Regions from separate parts of the Homo sapiens genome. Here all the other regions are linked to region 3. The links are chromatin contacts, found by Hi-C or POLR2A ChIA-PET in ENCODE. All regions are on one chromosome and are shown on one strand. Each heading gives the region's core, a stretch centred on a gene start or an enhancer-like site at or near the end of the contact. The rest is flanking DNA. Distances are from core to core; before and after follow the strand shown.

Evidence for each region. A loop is a pair of places that touch in the nucleus more often than their neighbours do. ChIA-PET counts read pairs that join two places held with the same protein, here RNA polymerase II (POLR2A). Pooled maps may share reads with other maps.
Region 1: a pooled map shows a loop between it and region 3 (5-fold over the local background). The contact joins two enhancer-like sites. A Hi-C loop is called at or near these places in 4 of 37 single-sample maps with no recorded cell type and 9 of 50 pooled maps. POLR2A ChIA-PET finds 5 or more read pairs at or near these places in 8 of 52 experiments (H1, OCI-LY7, activated CD4-positive, alpha-beta T cell and 3 more).
Region 2: a loop to region 3 is called in a map with no recorded cell type, with 4 times the contacts of the local background. The contact joins two enhancer-like sites. A Hi-C loop is called at or near these places in 4 of 168 maps with a recorded cell type or tissue (CD4-positive, alpha-beta T cell, CD4-positive, alpha-beta memory T cell and naive thymus-derived CD4-positive, alpha-beta T cell), 2 of 37 single-sample maps with no recorded cell type and 9 of 50 pooled maps. POLR2A ChIA-PET finds 5 or more read pairs at or near these places in 3 of 52 experiments (T-cell, activated B cell and activated CD4-positive, alpha-beta T cell).

The regions. Positions count from the first base shown.
Region 1 is chr1:160,450,885-160,454,772 of GRCh38, forward strand. No RefSeq gene overlaps it. Among named protein-coding and RNA genes, the nearest start is that of VANGL2, 52 kb to the left of the region's middle. RefSeq lists an enhancer at 2,509-2,558. Within about 2 kb of position 2,611, at least 2 of the 41 ENCODE cell types and tissues checked have a DNase peak (open chromatin) inside an H3K27ac peak, as active enhancers do.
Region 2 is chr1:160,766,723-160,770,546 of GRCh38, forward strand. No RefSeq gene overlaps it. Among named protein-coding and RNA genes, the nearest start is that of LY9, 28 kb to the right of the region's middle. RefSeq lists enhancers at 1,221-1,270, 1,301-1,750. Within about 2 kb of position 1,754, at least 7 of the 41 ENCODE cell types and tissues checked have a DNase peak (open chromatin) inside an H3K27ac peak, as active enhancers do.
Region 3 is chr1:160,604,671-160,608,542 of GRCh38, forward strand. It overlaps SLAMF1 (signaling lymphocytic activation molecule family member 1), which reads right to left. Exons shown (of 7, transcript NM_003037.5): 7 at 3,436-3,872. Among named protein-coding and RNA genes, the nearest start is that of CD84, 27 kb to the left of the region's middle. Within about 2 kb of position 2,586, at least 5 of the 41 ENCODE cell types and tissues checked have a DNase peak (open chromatin) inside an H3K27ac peak, as active enhancers do.

The sequences.
Region 1 (3,888 bases), core at 1,361-3,860, 150 kb before region 3:
TTGTCTCTTACATTGAGGTCTTTCATACTCTTAGAATTGAGTTTTGTGTATGGCGTCAGGTAGTGGGAGGAGGTCTAGTTGTTCCAGTGTGATTTATTTTTAAAAATCCATTGTTTTCCTACTGATACGCATTGCTATCTTTGTTATGTATCAGTTTTCCGTGGCTTTTTCCAGTGGGGTAATCACTGTCCCCTGTTCACTTTTGAGAACAATTGATGATTAACTTTATGTACTTGTTCTCTCCTCCGTTTATTTTTTCTATGTGGTTATTTTACAGATGTAGTATCATGAAAACACTACAGTGTAATCAGTATTATCTCTTAACTTCCTTGATTTAACTCTAGTCAGACTACCCATTCATGCCTTGTAAGTCCCCTTGGATGCTGTGTCCCCATCGGTGGCCTCGTCCCAAGTCATGCAAATCAGAGCTGCGTGTTTGGTAACTGTTATGAATAGTTGACTCTCAGGCTTTGATACCTGGGGAGAAGAAGGAGAAAATTCAAGTCACTAAGCAAATAATTTGGGCAGTGAACTAAAGGAGTAGTACCTGCAGAAGTTGCATACTAAGCTGGAAGCAAGAGGTTCTCCATCCTTTCTTTAGCTATTTTTTGTGTGATCCTGTTCTCAGTTTTCTTATTTGTTGGGCTACATGAGCTACACTATCTCTTTCACTTCTAAAATTCAAATGAGACTCTGTCACCATCTTTCTGTGTGACTATATGTATCTAAATATCTTTTTGGTTTTCCTTTCCATAGCTCCAGTTTCTCTTACAGAGACTATTTAGAGTGAGTACTAAGTAAATATTTGATTTCTTCCTGCTTTGGGTAGAACAGCGCTGATGTATCTAAGGAGGAAATGGAAAAGAGGACTCTTAGTTGATGAGAGTTGATGAGAAGTTTATGAGAAAGGGCGAAGAGCCACCCAGTCTGCCCCTGGGGTCACTTTGAAGCTTAAAACAATACGTCTTCTTTGAACCTGTTTCCTCCACTAGCAAATGAGGATATCAATAGCTACCTCACTTTATAAACTTGTTGGGAAGATCACATCAGATATTATACCTGTAAATAATAAAGTATCTTTTAAATGGAAACAACTGTATAGGCATTCACTAGGCATCCACTCTGCCACATCTTATTTGCATAGCTTCTTAAGGTTTCAAAGACCTTTCACACACATCTCACTTGACTCTTACAACCTACCTACTAAGGAGGCAAAAATGACAAGGAATAGTTGTGTTTGTCCAGGGGCACACAATCAGAATTTTAGAACAGATATTACCAGCTGTCTCGTTTACCTTTCCTAATCCTCATTGTACAAATTAAAAAGCTCAGGTTCAGAGAAGTTAGAAGACTTGGCCAGGATCACACACAAGTACACTATCAGGGAACATGCCTTCTTGCATCTACTCCAGTATTCCTCCCATGATACCATGTTGTCTCTAAAGAAGTTCTGGACTGTGAAATGCTTGAGGACTGGGATCATAAATCCAGCCTTGGTAATTTTGTTTCCAGATTGTAATTTTCCAGGCACCTAGCATATTTGCTATCCTTGCATTTCTTTCTTTCTTTCTTTCTTTTTTTTTTTGAGACAGAGTCTCGCTCTGTCGCCTAGGCTGGAGTGCAGTGGCCCGATCTCAGCTCACTGCAACCTCCGCCTCCCGGGTTCAAGCGATTCTCCTGCTTTGGCCTCCTGAGTAGCTGGGATTACGGGGGCATACCACCACACCCGGCTAATTTTTGTATTTTTAGTAGAGACGGGTTTTCACCATGTTGGCCAGGCTGGTCTCAAACTCCTGACCTCAGGTGATCCACCCGCCTCGGCCTCCCAAAGTGCTGGGATGACAGGCATTAGCCACCGCGTCCGGCCTGTCCTTGCATTTCTTGGTGGTTTACAGGATTATGACTTCTCCTTCTGTCTTTTCACTCACCCAATGTAATACACAAGGATCAATCATGCAAGTTATTATCAACTTAGTAAAAAGTGAGTAAATTTGCTGAATAAGATATGTTTTTTTGAGACAGCATCTCACTCTATCGCCCAGGGTGGAGTGCAGTGGTGTGATCTTGGCTGACTGCAACCTCTGCCTCCCAGGTTCAAGCGATTCTCATGCCTCAGCCTCCCGAGTAGCTGGGACTACAGGCATGCGCCACCATGCCTGGCTAATTTTTGTGTTTTTAGTAGAAATGGGGTTTCACCATGTTGGCCAGGCTGGTCTCGAACTCCTGACCTCAAGTTATCCACCCACCTCGGCCTCCCAAAGTGCTGGGATTACAGGCGTAAGCCACCATGCCGGGCCAGAATAAGATATTATATACCAAAATGTAAATAATCTTAGTTTTAGTGATTTTGGTCTACTTTACCGATAGGGCCTCTTGACACGGTTGATATCAAAGTGCTGCCTTGAACGGTTTTATGCGGTCCCTTGGACTTTCCCATTGATGTCTCCTAACTTTTTACTCTGTTGCTCTTTGTCCTTTACCCAGAACATGCTCCATAGCCATCCACCAGTGCCAGCCCATCTTTGAATGCTGTACTCAATTCCCTTGGCCTTTGCTTCTGCTTTAAAGCTGGCAGGCTTCTTTTACTTATATCAGCTTTCTGTTTGAACCTCAAATGCTCAAAAATAATTCCTTTTAAACATTTCCTGCCACCTTTCTTGGATACTAATGTAGTTCTCAGAGTGTATGGGGGATTACTCATATAAAGCCTCAGTGCTTCAAAGTGAGGAATAACTGTGTAATAAATAGATCTGGCCGAGGATGAAATGAGTGTTAAACAAGACAGTCGCTGATATCACCGGACGTTGTCTAGCTAGGCTGGGTAACTACCCATCAGACGTGTTACAGAGGCATTTAAACAGGTGATGGGAGTTTAAGGTGGCCTTAAGAGCTTTCCGACACTAAAAATGTCGTGATTCTGTGTTAGCAAATTTACTAGCAGATTGACTGCTCTTCTACTTTTATGAGTCTCCTAAACTGAAAATGGGCATGAGGGATCTTTTTGGGATGGTGAAATGTTCTAATATTAGACTGTGGTGATGGTTGTCCAACTGGATACATTTACTAAATATCGTTGAACTGAATACTTCACACCAATGATTTCATGGTATGGGAATTATGCCTCAATAAATCTGTTTTTAGAAAGTCTCTTAAGACTATAACTGCCATATTTTGAAAACAATGTATTTATTTTAAAACATACATTATATAGGTTTAAAGTGTATGCTAATAATTTATACACTTTTAAGAGGCTAGATATTCAAATAAGAAGTTAAATTTAATACCTGGAAAATTATCTAGAATATATTAAAATGATGCACACTTAAACATGGATGTAAATCACTACCAAAGCTGTTGCCCTATTTTAAAAAATTATTTAGTTAGTTTTAAATTTACATACAGTAAAACTTATTCTTTGTGGTATATAGTTTCATGGATTTTTGCAAATGCATATAGTCCTGTGACCACCCTCACAATCAAGATGCAGAACAGTTTCATCACCCTCAAAAATTCCCTTGTGCTACCAATTTGTAGTCATCCTCTCTCCCCACCTGCAACTCTGGCAACCACTGATGACTTCTCCGTCATTATAGTTTTGCCTTTTCAATGACATTATACAATATATACAGTTTGAAGAGAGATTTTCAAACTTAAAATTTATTCATTTTAATAGTTGAATTATGAAAATAATGGTTATTTTGGGGTTGGAGGGATTTCCCTGCTGGTAACTAGTCAGATGAAGAAGAGTGAGGTAGACGGAGGCAGTATAAGACTAGCCTGAATTCAGTCACACTTGTAGAATCACAGGTGGTTAGACTTGGAAGGGTTTTTGGAGTCATTTAGCTAACATCCCAATATGAAGAAACTGAGGTCCAGAGGGAAGAATGA
Region 2 (3,824 bases), core at 504-3,003, 160 kb after region 3:
GTATCTGAGCATCCCTTAGCCCAGTCAAGTTGACACATAAAATTTACCATGACAAGGACCAAGAGTTGTTTTCCCTCTGCCAAGGTAGATCCTGTATAAGGCAGGGACAGCCGCATGGGATAGCTTCCAGAAGGGACAATCCTGGAGCTGAGTTAGTCTGGGAAGAAAGCAAACAAGATGAGGACAGGGAGAGATGAAGGTGAGGCCCAGAGGCTAACCACTAAGATCTCCACTTCAAAGATGGGCAGACAGCAAGGCAAGTGGTTGAGGCAGTTAAGAGGAGACATTGGTGTGGATCCTGGCTCTACTTTAGGGCTGAGGCTACCTAAAGTTTTTGCTTTTGCTCTTCCATGCATACCACCTCCATCCCAAACAAGGCAGAATAAAAAACCAGGGGTGAGCTGGCTTAGAGCACCAGGAAAACGAAAGGAAAGGATGTGTAATTAAAAAGGGGAAAAAGAAGAAAAAACCCATGCTACCCACAGTGGTTAGTCACTAATCTGCATTACTTTCACCACACTGAAAACTTGGAGAGGAGAGAGGAAGAGATACAGAGAGGGGAGGGGGGAGAGAGAGAGAGAGAGAGAGAGAGAGAGAGAGAAAGAGATAGAGAAAGAGAGAGAGAAAGAGAAAAGCAACTCTGGACGTCATGTATCTTCTCTTAGTCCTATGACCATGAGCAAAATGCTTAGTTTCTTGGAACCTCAGTTTTCTCTTCTATAAAATGTGAAAGATACTTTCTACCTCATAGGATTGTAGTGAGATTAAAGGTAAAGATAATCATACACGTAAAGTGTTCAGCAGAGTATAACATCACAGTCCTTCGACAGAAGTTACCTCATCATAAAGAGACTACTGGCTAATTATATAGATTCCATTCAGAACTGAGCCTCTAGAACTTTAAGTATAAAGAGTAACTGAAGACCTGAGAATAGCAGTTAATCATATCATTATAAAGTTGAGGCATATAATAAGAGGCAGCTGACCAGTGCTCACAGATCAAGCAAAGTAGCAAACACTCCCCTCTGTGTCATTCACTCATTCACGCCACCCTTACAGAAGGCTTGTCAGCTATAAGGCTCTGAGCTGTTCCTCCCCTCACTCCTCCGGTGCTCTTTCTAGCTCCTCCTCTTTGCTGTGTTCTCCATGTTCCCTCCCAGTCACTTGCATGCTGGGACCTGTGCATCTCCCCAGGAGCAGAAGCAAGCCTTGCTGAGTCAGGCTGCTAAACGGACTTTCTGGTTCTGGAGGTTCTGCAGGCCCAACTGTCCTGTGGGTACAACTCTGCCTGTCTCCTCCTGGTCAGTTAGGGACCTAGCACAATCCCTCTGATTGCTTGGCTCTGTGGAGAGCCTGTTCCCTGCTCCCATCTCACTTGGACCCAGTGAATTTCATTCATTTCCTGCTTTGCCTGGTCCCTGGATCTGTCTGATGCCTACTGGTCAAGCCCTGGTCTGACTTCCTACCCAGCCTCATACCCTCCAATCCAGGCAGCCTCCTCGCCACTATGACAACCGTAGGGTCTGGAAGGCCCCATGGGAATGTAAGCTTCATAAACGGAGGGAATTTTTGTCTGTTTCCTTCACTTTTCTCTTCCCAGACCTAAATCAGTCCCAAACATCTATTTAAAACTTACACAGAGAATTTTGGAGCTGGAAGAGACTCTAAGGATCATGTAGTCTAACTCCCTCATCTCAGAGAGAGAAAATGAAAGCAAGGTCACAATGCAGGCTGATGGTGACAGGATCCTCCAAGCCACACAGCAAGCCCTGGGTTAGCTCACTGCTGCCTCCTCTTGGCCCAGCTGGCAAACCATGCACATATTCAGCAATTTTACTAGTCTGTTTCTTGTTTTGTTGTCTGTTTTTCAATAAAATATAGAACCTTATGAAAATACCTGCACATTAAGCTTCATGAACACTGAGGAAAACACACAGTATTTCCTCTTCTTCTTCTTCTTCTTTTTTTTTTTTTTTTGAGATGGAGTCTCACTCTGTTGCCCAGGCAGGAGTGCAGTGGTGCAATCTTGGCTCACTGCAACCTTCATCTCCTAGGTTCAAGCAATTCTCCTCCCTTAGCCTCCTGAGTAGCTGAGGAGCTGGGATTACAGGTGTGCACCACTACACCCAGCTAAATTTTGTATTTTTAGTAGAAATGGGATTTCACCATGTTGGCCAGCTGGTCTCAAACTTCTGACCTCAGGGGATCCACCTGCCTCAGCCTCCCAAAGTGCTGGGATTACAGGCATGAGCCACCGCACCCGGCCTTACACACAGTATTTCTGTAGAGTAAAACTGTTGAATGGAATCTGCTTCTTAAAGTCTTCTAAGGGAAGAATATTGAGGTAACATAATCTGAATGAGAGTCTAAAAAGAATACAAGGAAAAGAATAGCTTAGAAGGCAAAATATAAGGCTGTATGAATAGAAAGGAAATAGATACCCCTGAATTTTGTGTCCATTTTTCAATTTCCTTATTGCTTCGAAATTTAAAATAAACATCAGCAGGGATGTGAACTCTCCCTAGCCAAACCCAGAACTGTGGGAAAGGCAAACAGCAATGGATAGGTTGCTTCTCTCACAGAGACTTTCATTCATTCATTCTGTTTTTGTTTTTGTTTTACATTCACTTACTCTGTAAGACAAAGTAGCAAACATAAGAGGCCATGTTTGCTCATTCAGCTGCCAGCAGAATTTCACAAAGCCCCTGACTCAGTGACTGAGGACAGCCCTTCGGAAGGATGCCCTGAAGATGATAAGAAGGATGGAGCCCAGGTTACCACATCTCTTACCTAAATCACTGCATTTTTAGAAAAGATAAATTCAATGATCCTGGCCTTTGTCTTTTTGCTGTACATAAGATAATGGTTGACAGGATTAATCATTATGCCTCTGTAATCTATAACTAGATGTACCCTTGCACCCAAACTTTGGTGAAATTTTGCTCTTACATAACTTTTGAGCACAGGCAGAATGACTGTCACCTTATGTATAAGCTGTAGGCTGAAACACTGCTTTGGAGCAGTCTAACAGAAACTCTCCGAAAGACTCTCCTGGGTTGCCAACCTCAGTAAGACTAAATAAAACTCACTTTAATTCTTTAAAAACTTGGCTTTTCTTTAGTTGACAAGTGTTTCAGCAAGTATTTAGTGAGCACCAACTATGTGCTATGGCCAAGAAGCAGGGATGGATAAAGCATGACCCCTAACTTCAAAGAGCTCACAACCGATGGAAAAACAAATGGGTCAAGAAGCAACTTGACACAGATTGAGCCAGATGGAGAAAGGTCAATGAGTCCCCTCGAGGAGAAAGAAAAGCAAGGTCATAACACAGAGACATGTGTAGTGACCGTGGGGCTTTAATGGCTGTACTTTGGGGTGTGGAGAGAGTGGGTAAAACTACAGAGATGCCAGATTGTAGCAATCTGTTTACTTTTCGGCTAAGAAAAATGAAGGGGGCTTTTCCAACAATTTGTTTTTGCATAGTCTGAACTGTCAACTTACTCTTTCATAGGGTGGTAATCGATCTGCTCCTAAGGGTCATTAGTCGTTTCCTCCTCTTTCAACCTGTTCTCACCTCCTCCTGTCACACAGCAAGGGCATCTGGCAGCACCAAGGCAGGAAGCCTTCAGATACATACAGTTCATACTTCACACCTAAAACAATTTCCAGTAGACACTCACTTCCCTGGCTTTTTGTGGGTAAGTGGCAGGATTTGAGCTCTTCTCTTCTAGTGCAATCTCAGAGCTTTCAGTATCTTGGGACCTTTTCCAGCAGGCATTAGCTTCTCTATCTTGGGACCCTTTCCAGCAGGCATTAGCTTCTCA
Region 3 (3,872 bases), core at 1,336-3,835:
CAGCTCTTAAGATTCATTCCTTCATCTTGACTTTAGATAACCTGATGGTTTAGATTACCTAAACCTGTGTGTTTAGGTAATTATCTTTTTGCAATGAATTTCCTGGGTGTTCTTTGAGTTCCTCAGGAACACAAATTATTCTTAGGTTTGGTCATTTAACATAATCCCAAATTGGCTGGAGGCTTTGTTCATTAAAAAAAACTTTTTTCTTTGTCTGTGTTAGATTGGATTAATTCAATAGCATTGTCTTTGAGCTCTGAGGTTCTTTCTTCTACTTGTTCCATTCTATTGTTAAAACTTTTCAGTGTATTTTGCATTTCTCTAAGCATGTCTTTTATTTCCAGAAGTTCTTATTGTTTTTTATTTATAATATCTATTTCTTTACAGTGTTTTTGTCCATATCTTGTATTATTTTAAAAATTTCTTTAAGTTGGTTTTCACCTTTCTCTGGTGCCTACTTGAGTAGCTTAATAATCAACCTTCTGAATTCTTTTTCTGGCAATTCAGAGATTTCTTCTTGGTTTGAATCCATTACTGGTGAGCTAGTGTGATCTTTTGGTGGTGTGATAGAACTTTGTTTAATTATATTGCCAGAATTGTTTTTCTGGTTCTTTCTCATTTGGGTCAATTATGTCAGAGGAAAGGTCTAGGACTCAAGGGCTGCTGTTCAGATTCTTTTGTCCCACAGGGTGATCCTTTGATGTGGTGCTCTCCCCTTTCCCCTACAGATGGGGCTTCCCAAGAGCTGAACTGCAGTGATTGTTATTGCTTTTCTGGGTCTAGCCACCTAGTGGACCTACCAGGCTCCAGGCTGGTACTGGGGAGTGTCTGCAAAGAGTCCTGTGTTGTGATCTATTTTCAGGTCTCTCAACCACGGATACGAGCACCTACTCCAGTGAAGGTAGCAGGGCAGTGAAGTGGATTCTGTGAGAGTCCTTGGTTGTAGTTTTGTTTAGTGCACAGGTTTTCTCAAATGCTGGTTATGCTAACAGTGAAGTTGTCACATGGACAGACTCAGGACCTCTGGTTAGCCAGGACGTTACAAGTGGTGGAATTAGCTGTTGTTTTCTCCTTCCTTGGAGCAGGGCTATTTTGTTATGAGTTGCTATAATGGCTTGACTTGATTGGCCTCCAGCCAGAAGGTGGCGATTTCAAGAGAGCATCAGCTGCAGCAGTACGGGGGAATACAAGCTTGCCCTAAGGTCACCTGGATAAGTATTTGGGTTTCTCAGGTGATGGGAGGGCCATAGGGCTCCCACAAGATTATGTCTTTTGTCTTCAGCTACCAGGGCTGGCAGAAAAAGACCATCAGGTGGGGGCAGAGTTGAGCATGTCTGAGCTCAGACTATCCTTGGACAGGGCTTGCTGTGGCAACTGTGCGGTATGGGGGTGTGGTTCTCAGGCCAATGGAGTTATGTTCCCAGGGGGATTATGGCTGCCTCTGCTGCTTTGTACAGGTAGCCAGGGAAGTGGGGGAAAGCCAGTGGTGACAGGCCTCTCCCCACTCCCACACAGCCAGCAAGGCCAGTCTCACTCCTGCCATGCTCCCCAAAGAGCCAAATTTATATCCAAGCCTCTGGTATGCAGGGCTGGGATGTTGCCCTGGGATACTAGCCTCTCTGCTGAGAAGGCAAGCAGGGCTTTCAGGCCTCACCCCTCCCTGCCTGCTGTGGCTTCTGTGCTCATATCTGCACTTTCTATTCATCTCCACAGATCCTGACCAGGACAATTCGTACTCAGTCAAAATTATTACAAAGTTCAGCTGGAAGTTTCCTTCTCCCTGTGGCCCTTCCCCAATCCCACTGGCAGCCCTCCCCAAGGAACCCTGTGAGATAAAGTCAGAAATGACTTCCCTGGACTTCCTGGGGGACCAGGAGTGCCTGTAGGGCTCTTCCCACTGCTTCTTCTACTTTTGTATTTTGCTTGGCTCTCTAAATTCATTTCAGCTCTAGGTAAAGTTAAATTCTTCTCCTGTTATTTGGATTTTCAGGTTTCCCCAGTGAAGATGTGTGTTCAGAGGTAGACTTTCCCCCTCTCACACTTTAGGCACTCACAGTTTTTCAGCTATTTCACAGAGTTTGCAGTGGCAAGCCACTTCTTTCAAAGGGCTGGTGAATTCTTTCAGTTTTCCTGGTATGTTCCTGCAGCGGTTCTTGGAACAAAAGTTCATGATGTGAGTCTCCACACATCTGAGTGAGAGTTGCAAGTTAGTCCTGCCTCCTAGCTGCCATCCCCTGCCCCAGGGTAATTATTAATAGCATCTTCTTTTATTTTCCAATGGTTCTCAGTAGATCACATAGTGATCTACCTGTTATAATACTTCAATTGCCTGTGTTCTTTGTATCTCCTGCTGGATGACAAGCCAAACACTTAGTAGGAACTTAATAACTTTGTTGAATGAGTGAAGCATTGAGTAGAACTAGAAGTCTTCTGTGAAATAAACTTAGTACACTTAACCTTTTAGAGCCTTTCATCAATCCACATTAGCCTCCTTATCTCCTTTCAGCCTGTAAGAGCTGAGAAACCAGACACAGTTTCATCCAGTCTGTGACTAAGTCCACATCCTTTAGATACAAGGAAGTGGTGGGGATGCTAAGGTTGGGTGGATTGTGTTGCTATATCACCCTCTTGTGGCTGGTGTGTGAAACTCATCACGAAATCCTTTCTGTGGTATAAGTAGTTCTATAAATCTCAACCCAGATCTCATTTTGGTTTCAGGTTAGATTTGGTCATCATTATTTTTTAAAAAGTTTCCCGGGTAATTCTAATATTTAGGTAAACTTGGGTGTCACTGGCAGGTTTGGGCCATGCTTAAGTGACCAGGTGGCCACCTTTGACAGATCTACTTCTTGGTATATAGAAGCGTATTTAGTTTTCTCAGAGCTCACCAGGGGGCCAGCATATCTCTAGATCAGTGGTTCTCAACTGGGGGAGATTTTGCCAAGCAGGGGACATTTGGTAGTGTTTGGAGACACTTGATTGTCACAATCAAGGACAGGGCATGTGCCATACACCCAGTGGGCCGAGGCCAGGGATGCTGTTAAACACCCTACAGTGCACAGGACAGCCCCATGACAAAAAAATTATCCAGCCCCAAATGTCAATAGTGTGGCAGTTGAGAAACCCTGCTCTAGATTTTGTCCACAAGGGGAATTTGGCAGAGTTCAGGGAAGGGAATTACTCTGGCAGTGACAAAAATTAAACAATCCTTTCAACACAGTTCTCCATGTGGAGGGTGGTTCCTGACCTTTGGTGAAGGGGATGCCAAGCTAACCCTTGTCCACCTCCAGGAAAGGGACAACCTCACATCCTATCTGATCAAATCTGCCTCCTTCAGCATTTCATAACTATGGCATGGAGACATAAGGCCAGGAAACACATCATGCCATATTACTGTGTTATAAATCCTTTAGGAAACACAAGACAAAATTGCAATTTCCTTGATGGACTGGCTGTAATTTATTCATTTCCAAAAAGTAGAAACATAAACTTCAGAAGAAGAATCAATTCACAGTGGCTTCTCAGCCAGCACACACCACCCGCTGTAACAATCACATCCCCGCTGTGTGAATGGAGGAAGCGTCCTGAAGAGCCTGGGACTGTGCCCAGTTGTACTTCAGAACATCAGTCCCTTCAAACCGAGAATGGGTGTGTTCCTCCTGACTTCTCTAGAATTCAGACATGCTTGGTCAAAAGAAAACAGCATTAGAGGGGAAACACGGGGAAAACTTATTGTTTTAAGTCTGAGGAAAAGGCAAGCTCCCGCTCCCCATAGTGCCATTTGGGGGAAACTAGAGAGTTGTGAATGTATCACCAGAAGGGGTTGTTTTACCACGTGTAACCATGGTCTAGGGTGAGAGGCATAATGCCAG